2 separate regions of the Homo sapiens genome follow, and region 1 is linked to region 2. Evidence: chromatin loops called from intact Hi-C (ENCODE). Cell type or tissue: PC-3. All regions are shown on one strand. Links, peaks and the distances in the headings refer to the core of each region. The heading gives the core; the rest is flanking DNA.

Region 1 (4,412 bases), core at 92-4,091, 60 kb after region 2:
AAATGAATGTACTTTATAATAGAATTGTAAATAAAATTGTCTCTTTAACAAAATGGGGATTGGGGTACTGATCCTCAACACTTGAAAATCTACATAGAACTTTTGACTCCCCACAAACTTAACTACTAATAGACCATGTTGCCCAAAAGCCTTACCAATTAATCAATTAACAAATATTTTGCAATTTATATGTATTATATAGTATATTTTTACCATAAAGAAAGCTAGAGAAAAGAAAATGTTATGAAGAAAATCATAAGAGGAAATATATTTTAGTACTGTATTGTATTTATTGATACCACAAGTTTAGTCATTTGTTTACAAGATGAATCTCTGAAATGGCAGGTAACTGCAGCTGCAAATCTCAGTCTATGGTACATATCAAGCAATTCAGCTTTTTTTTGCAACGCCATGACTTCTCTGCTTCTCGGAAGCACTTCCAGCATCACTAGTGGCACTTCGTATGTGTTCCATGTTGTTAGGCAAGGTTGAAAGTATTGCACTAAACAAAATGAAAAATACATGAGAAACACAAGAGATCCCTTTTTACTGCAATTTATTAGAGGAATGAACTCCTCATGCAGAAATGATTAGTGTCACGAAGTATTTTAAATGGATACTTGCAACACTTGAGCTCACTGCAAGAACAAAAGGAAGTGGCTATGAATTGATTACTGTTGTACAGTATGTACTACAGTTAATTTTATGCAGTCATGATTTAATACTGCATCTTTACGTTTGTTTACATTTCTCTCCACCATGAATGGTGCCATGTACAGTTTGTGTTTGGGTGCATGTTTCAATAAATTCTAACTTTGTATAGTGGATTTGTGTGTATTTTATGATAGTAGATGATAAAATAGATTAATATCTACATAGATTTTGTGCATTAATGCATACTTACCTTTTTCTTTTTTGATATTCCTAGGCTAGGTGTTCTGTGTGCAACATTTTTCAAATTGTTGTAAATCTCCAAAAAATTTATATATTTTTATATTATATAAAATGTATTATATATCATATGAAATATATTTATATATTAAATTTATATATATATTTATTGAAAAAACTCATGTGCAAGTGGACCCACATAGTTCAAAATCAAGTTGTTCAAGAATCAATTGTACAATACTATCAGAATTCTGAGGTATATTACATACATTTGTGGGATATAAAAATATTGATCAAATACAAAATTATTGATTTTCCCTACTTAAAAATCTATATTTATACTCATGCAACTATTAAATAATTGACAATATGGCAAGTACTCAGAGGCATAAGAAAGAAAGAAACTAAAAGAAGAGAAAGGACAGAAAAGAATATCTCCTATATATATATATTTGGTAACTTATTAAAAATGAGTAGTGAAAATGATACTGATAGAAAATATTTATCAAGTGCTTATTGTATTATAGTCATTGTGTTGTGCTTTAAATATAGTCTCATTTAATCCCTACAACACCTCAATGAAATAAGTGCTTTTATTTTCTCCATTTACATATGAAGAAAAAAATTTGCAATTACAAAGAGATAAGCATTTCAAAAGAAACTAATAGAACTTATAAATAAACTGTGTATTGCTTTCAAAATTGTAACTTCAGAAGGAATGTACTGAATTTTATATTTCTTTTAATAATATCAGTCTTGTGAACATTTTTGGATTGCATTCAGGGTCATTTTTTCAGTTCAATATTTGCTCTGTGCACCTGAATACATATCTAACCAAACTATTAGGCATGTGACTCATCGATAGAGAATTTCATTCTTTGGTTACTATATGGCTCATAGAAACACATTTCCGCTCTCTTTTATCTGACAAGGACTTCCATTTTATTGTCAGTATGAGGACAAATTCGAAATACACATGAAGTTTCCCAAAACATCTTAAAAATAGTACAGAAATTTGTATCTATGAGATTATTTTCAAATTATATTCAACATTCAGTTAAAATTTTCCTTAACATTCTTTCCTGTGGCCAGATCTTAAAACTAAAGTATCCTGAGGTGTGGGGAGTATCTGTGCATGGAGGAGTCCGCTCTGTGAGAGTGCTGGGAGACACTCCCTGGAGCAGACACTAATGCAATGGAGGCTTTTTGTTTGTTTGTTTTACTTGGAGAAGAGTAGCCTGAGAAAGACAACAGTGTTCCAGTCTGGAAAGCCATATATTAATTAGTGATATTTCCCATTAAATTAAGGAGAGGACAAGAGGGTTAAATTCAAGCAGGATGGTTTAGGTTGCAAATTTTGAAGATGATAGCACATCTTCACTGTAAAGGCTAGGAGAGGTTAGAATATGTTACCGAGGGAATTTGAGTGTGACAAAGTTACTTTTCTTTCATATGACAATCTATTGGCATTTATTTCTAATTACCATTGTCTCTTTGCTACTGAAGTTATTTTTGAATGAAAAGCATTCATTCATGCCATATCTCTTCCACATAGAATTTTTAGATATAAAAATTAATTAAAAATTTATAGCATTTAACCAGGGGTGAATGAAACTCAATTCTGCAATATTTATTCATATAAAGACCAAGATCCTAATTATCTAGGGAAGTCAGAGAAGGCCTAAAGAGACCCACGTGGGTATTATAGATTTGTTTTAGGAACTTAGGTGTCTGCCTTTTCTCTCCATGTTTTAAGTAGAGTTGTCAGATTTAGTAAATACAAATACAGGATGCCCAGTTAAATATGAATTTCAGATAAGCAATGAATAATATTTTAGTATAAATCTGTCCCCAAGACTATATTCTTATAATAAAAAAGTTGTTTATTGTTTACCTAAAATTCAAATTTAACTGGGCATCCTGTATTTTACCTGGCAACATTAGTTATAAGGGGAGCCTATAAGTGGATTAATCCTGAAGCTAATGAAGCTTAAGTTTTCAGGGGTCTTCGCTGGCAGGATTTTGTTTAAATCTAATGTTGTCTTGGCAATTTTCCAGCCTTTTCTTTAGAGCCTCCTTCCCAATTATATAAACCTGAGGCTCCACGAAATTTAGATATGACCCTGCAGGAGAAGTAATATGAAGAGACAGTCGACAAGGTGACAGAAGAAGTAAATTTAGCAGGCTTGAGGAGATTGTTGATGCCCTTGTCACATTCGGAAATTATTTTCCAGGAGATAATTAAATAATCACTGGGCCTTGAGGCATCTTTGTAGTTGAAACTTGACTGTCACTGTATAGGGAAGAGACAGGAATAAGTTTTCCACTTTGTTGCTACAGCCTAAGAGTGAAAAATTCAATGCTCTGAGAAAGGCAGTAAAATTTCTTTTTGCATGGATACAATCAGCAAATGAAGACTCAATAATTTTGTTTCTACTTACCAAATTCAACTCTTCAGATCTCATAGACTTTAAATGCCGAAAGGAAGTTATAAAATAAAAAATGAGAATGGCAAAGAAGTGTCCTCCAGAAAAGCAGATCTGGCTTTATTCTAAGGCTCATTCACAAAAAGGCAAAGCTAAATATTTTGTCTTCCTCCTTGATGCAGTGTCCTGCTTTGTGTAATAAACCACAGAAATGACTCAGCTCCCCTGCATTTAATAAAGACTATAAGGGTGATAATCCTCTTTTTAATCACTCAAGACACTGCCTGATTCTTAGAGCCTACAGTTTTGGGAGTGTTATTGATGGGAGTGCTATTGAAGTGCTATTGATTAGGTTTTCAGGTTAAATCTTTTGTGGCTTCAAGAAGCACAGAAACGGTGTAAAGAAGTTCCACTTAAGTGCCTGATATGGATTAAGGGAACTTTTCTTCATTCAAGAAATTAATTCAGCAAACATTTGCTGTGTGTTTCCTAAGTGCCAGACACTGTGCTAGGAATGGGATTGCTTTGGGTTTTCAGTACTTAACTGGGAATTAATTGATGGAGGGAGAAAACGCTTTTTTTTTTCTTTTATTATACTTTAAGTTTTAGGGTACATGTGCATGTGCACAACGTGCAGGTGTGTTACATTTATATACATGTGCCATGTTGGTGTGCTGCACCCATTAACTCGTCATTTAACATTAGGTATATCTCCTAATGCTATCCCTCCCCCCTCCCCCCACCCCACAACAGGCCCCGGTGTGTGATGTTCCCCTTCCTGAGTCCATGTGTTCTCATTGTTCAATTCCCACCTATGAGTGAGAACATGTGGTGTTTGGTTTTTTGTCCTTGCGATAGTTTGCTGAGAATGATGGTTTCCAGCTTCATCCATGTCCCTACAAAGGATATGAACTCATCATTTTTTACGGCTGCATAGTATTCCATGGTGTATATGTGCCACATTTTCTTAATGCAGTCTATCATTGTTGGACATTTGGGTTGCTTCCAAGTCTTTGCTATTGTGAATAGTGCCGCAATAAACATACGTGTGCATGTGTCTTTATAGCAGCATGATTTATAATCCTTTGGGTATAT
Region 2 (4,412 bases), core at 184-4,183:
CTAAGAACGAGTCCTGGTGCACAGCAGCCCTGTGCATGATTCCCAGCTTCTTCCCCTTCACCTCAGCTTCTGCGTGTTCACTCCGTGCACTCTCCATGCCTTCCCTCTGAAAATCTATTAGGAGTATGCCAGTCCTCTTGGTACCCTGGTGGCAGCTGTTCCACCTGGCTGCATTTAGTTGGCCATTTAGCCCTCTCTCATGTCTTCTAATTGCTCAGAGTTGTTATGCATCACTTGTTCTCTCCACGCTTAAAAATATCCGCTTGAAAAGATAAGCTCCACGAAGTGAGCAACTGAGCAAGCCTGCTGCCTCTCTACTCAAGGATGCACTTACACCAGTCTCAGAAAAGCTCCGCTAGTCTTAACTGTGGAATAAAGTGCTCAAAGGTATTGTTTTCCATCTGTATATCTAGACCTTAAGTCTTGAAAACATTGGATTCAGAAAACCAACACTGGCATTTCTGTATTGTGACCCTAGAAATGTGATTTCAATGGTAATCAACGAGGGGAAAATGAGGAAAGAGAGAACCTACTGGCTTCTTACACAAAATTATTTTGTTTAGACTTGAATAATTTGAATAATTATTTAACTCAGTGCTTCAATTTTCTCACCAGTGAAACAAGAATGGTGGTAGGCCAATGGTTCCTGAACTGTGGAGGCTGTCAGAACCACCTGGAGAGCTTGTTAAAACACAGATTGATAGGTCTCACTCCTTAGTTTCTGACTCAGAAGGTTTGAAGAGGCCCAAGAAGTTGAATTTCTACCAGGTTCCCAGGCCATGCTGATGCTGGTAATATGGAGAGCACTCTTTGAGACCACGGGGATAGAGCATGTTTATAGTTTCCTTCACGCTTGCACACTAGAAGCACAACAAGGAAAAATAAGCTCTGTAGTTTTCCTGCTAAAAAAAGAAATTTTGCAAAAGCCATTTATCCACCTGGAGGATATTTATGTGCAGGGCATTTCTGAGTAGCGTTTAAGGCTGTCATCTAATGGCAGTTATTGTGTCTGTTTATATATGTCACAGATGCATAAATTTGAGATGAATTTTAGAAGGTTTGTCTATGTGCAAGTCATTTAGAAGATATATTCACCTGAATGGAATTGTGGGGAAGTAATCAGTAGGATTTAATCCCCTATTAAAGTAGCAGATTTTTTTTTTGAAAGACAAAATAGTGTTATTGCTAATAATAGTTTATATATATCCGAAGTAAGTATTTAATCTGAATATCTAAAAAGTTTTATGAAAATGAACTCAGTATTTTACACAATATTTCTATGAGATTGGTTAGGTAGCAAATACTATGCACATTTTTTTTCATGGGAATACTTAGAATACTGAAAGACTTGTTTTAGATAACACTATAATCAAAGGTATAAGTGCAGTCTATCTTGCTGCCTGCCACCTCCTATAGGTCTTTCCAATTTATCAAAGAAATATGTGGCTTGGATGGCCCATGTTTGGGAAACTTTTATTTTTTCACTTTTATAATGCAATATTCATGAAGTCATTTCTATTATATATAAACTATAGATTATGCTTTTTATTTTTTAGCTTATCTGGGGCTTCTAGTATAACTTTGAGAACTTGGACTCAAGACAGATCTAGGTTCTAGTTCCAGTTTCTTCCTAATTATTAGCTATGGTGCTTTTCTGTGCATTGATTTATTACCTGGGAAATAGGACTTGTGATAATCTACCTCTGTGACAATTAAATGAGGTCATACTGATTATATCTGGCACATAAAATGATTATATCTGGCACATTAATGTTACATGTTAGCTATGATAATGTTTTCTCTCCTGTTGAGGAACTTTACATACTCTTTCTCTTTTACAAGACATGTAAAGTCATCATTTTAATGCTTATTTAAGAAAAAAATACAAAATTATCAAGCATAATTTCTTCCTTAACTCTGTATCAAAATTTGGAGTATAGGTCAGCTTCGATCTCCAGTTAGAAATAATTAGATATATTCCATCATGGCATCAGACATTCCATCTTTTCTCCTTGCCTTCCTTTATCCACTCAGTTAATAAAAATCTCTATTATCTTCCATTTGCTATGTCCTGATGACACAGACCTCAAGGAACTCACTTTCTAGTAGGGAGAGGTAAGTAGAAAAACAAGTAATTTGCATTAATCCGTTTTCACACTGCTATAAAAATGCTATCTGAGACTGGGTAATTTCATAAAACAAAAGAGGTTTAATTGACTCATAGTTCTGCGTGGCTGGGGAGGCCTCAGGAAAACATTATCATGGTGGAAGGCAAGGGGATGCAGGCACCTCTTACATGATGGCAGGTGAGAGAGAAGTGCAGGGGAAACCACCACTTAACACCATCAGATCCCCTGAGAACTCACTCACTATCATGAGAATAGCATGGGGGAAACTGCCTTCATGGTCCAATCACTTCCTACCAGGCCCCTCCCTCAACACATGGGGATTACAGTTCAAGATGAGATTTCGGTGGGGACACAGAGCCAAACTGTTTCATAATGAAAACATTGTTTCTTAAGTACTATGACAGAACAAAATTCTGGGACTCCAGAGGAGGGAATAACACATTCTGGCTGAGGATCAGGAAATGCTTCAGGGGAAAGATGGCATTCTCACAAAGTTTTAGAAGGTGTTTACAAGGTGAACAAAGTAAAGCTAGGGAAAGAACGATTTATGAAATAATAAATGTTTTACAAGCTATTGAAAATATGGGAGAGTTCATAGTGTTAAAAAACTGTGAGTCAGTGTGTGGATAGGGAAAGAGGTTGGAGGGGAAGGAGGACAGAGGTGAGATGATTCTAGACACTCAGAGACCAAAATGTGAAGGTGCACATGTGCCTGTCATGCAGAAAAATTCAGACTTTGTCTTGAGGGTGCTGGGGAAGGTATTGAAGAGTTTTAAAAAAGGTACTGATATGATTTGATGCGTGTTTTACAAAGATGTGTAGAAAAATCTCATCCAGTCCATATGACTCAAAATTGTAATTAACTGACTATATGAACCTTTAAAGCTTCAGATTTTTTTTCCTAGGAATTAAATTCCTCTTTTTTGCTCTGAATGATAAAGATAATTTTGTTAGAACACCGAGAATTAAGGCTCTTTCTTGTAAGATGCTAAAATCAAGTTATTATCCATTTAAGTAGACATTACAGATTGCCTTTAGAAGTGTAAAATGTGCTGGAGATCTGCTGAAAAAAACAACAGGTGTAAAATGTTGACTGTTTTGTCAAATGCTGTGAATTTTGTTTTTGTAAATGAAGTTTTTTTTCTTTTACAAAAATAAAAAGTGTATTTTCTGTCTGTGCTTATTGCACACTTGAAATCATAATGGTCGTTTATGACATCAGATTTTGTCCCTGTGGAAAGGATTATGATGTTGTAAAGATAACATTATGATTTTGAGTAAAGAAGAATAAGGAACAGATGATCTCTTAAAAATGCAAATTCTATTTTTATGCAAATATCTTTCTTTGTAAAATACTCAAAAAAAATGCATACATTAGTTCATTAAAAGTGCCATAGAAGCAGAAATCTCTTTACTGAATGAATTTTCAAGTTTCCACTAGCCATCTGAAACCTTTTGTAAATGTGAACTCCAATTCAAAAAACTTAAAAAGATACCTTAAAAGATTTGAAATAGCGATTTTTTGTTTTATGAAAATGACTTTTATCAGTTTATCATTAAAAATTCAAGTTACATTTATACCTCTATTGAAAAATGGCTGCTGACAAAGCCATAAAAAACAAATTTAAAAAGCAATCTTTGATGGATGGGAAATATAAATTAAATATAAAAAGTTTTTGCTTACCTGTCTTCTGAAACCACTGGGAGTCTAAAAACTTAACAGCGTATTTAGAAAGCATTGTTGAGAAGGCCCCACCTCCCTTTTTTTTTTTTTTTTTTGTTTTGTTTTTTTTTGTTTTGAGGTATGTTCAGTTGATTTTCTTTCAATCTCTTCCTACACAAAAACCACAGGGTCTCTTTGGTATATTTTAACTTGAGAATAGAATGCTATATTTTTTGATGTATGTAATAGAGATAATCTGCCACATTTTGCTTTCTTTCCACAAAATTACTTTCAATGCTTTCTGCAAAGTTGAGGAAAATTGGAGCCCTGAATATTTTAGAATGACAGTAGTGGCAAAAAAATGAGAGAAGATGCAATCAGATTTTTTTTATCATATATTTAAGAGCCTCCAATTTTATAGTCAGAGGCAAAACTTGGCTCTGAATTTAAGTTGCTTTCTTTATATCAAGGCTATTGATAGTGAAAAATAGTGCTCATCTAATAATGATTAGGTCTATTAGTAAAGCCTGCTTATTTTGTTTTTATGTAATAGAATCATTTAGTTATCAGCTATTTTAATCTGAGTAAGCCAGTATATTCTTAGAGCTAAGTTGTAATTT

What was found. Hi-C counts contacts between places; a loop is a spot of excess contacts. Peaks named below come from ENCODE experiments on the same cell type or tissue, not always from the same donor. Only the 100,000 strongest peaks of a DNase experiment are listed, where the experiment ranks them.
Region 1: it touches region 2 in a loop (6-fold over the local background); 1 of 110 quality-filtered maps calls a loop at or near these places.

What each region holds. Positions count from the first base shown.
Region 1 is chr13:60,930,305-60,934,716 of GRCh38, forward strand. All of the region lies in intron 1 of LINC01442 (long intergenic non-protein coding RNA 1442), which reads left to right. Among named protein-coding and RNA genes, the nearest start is that of LINC01442, 16 kb to the left of the region's middle. In PC-3, for the core only: no CTCF peak of the experiment used is centred there; a DNase peak (open chromatin) is centred at 1,747; H3K4me3 peaks cover 2,481 bases; H3K27ac peaks cover 3,438 bases.
Region 2 is chr13:60,870,560-60,874,971 of GRCh38, forward strand. No RefSeq gene overlaps it. Among named protein-coding and RNA genes, the nearest start is that of LINC01442, 44 kb to the right of the region's middle. In PC-3, for the core only: no CTCF peak of the experiment used is centred there; no DNase peak of the experiment used is centred there; H3K27ac peaks cover 1,505 bases.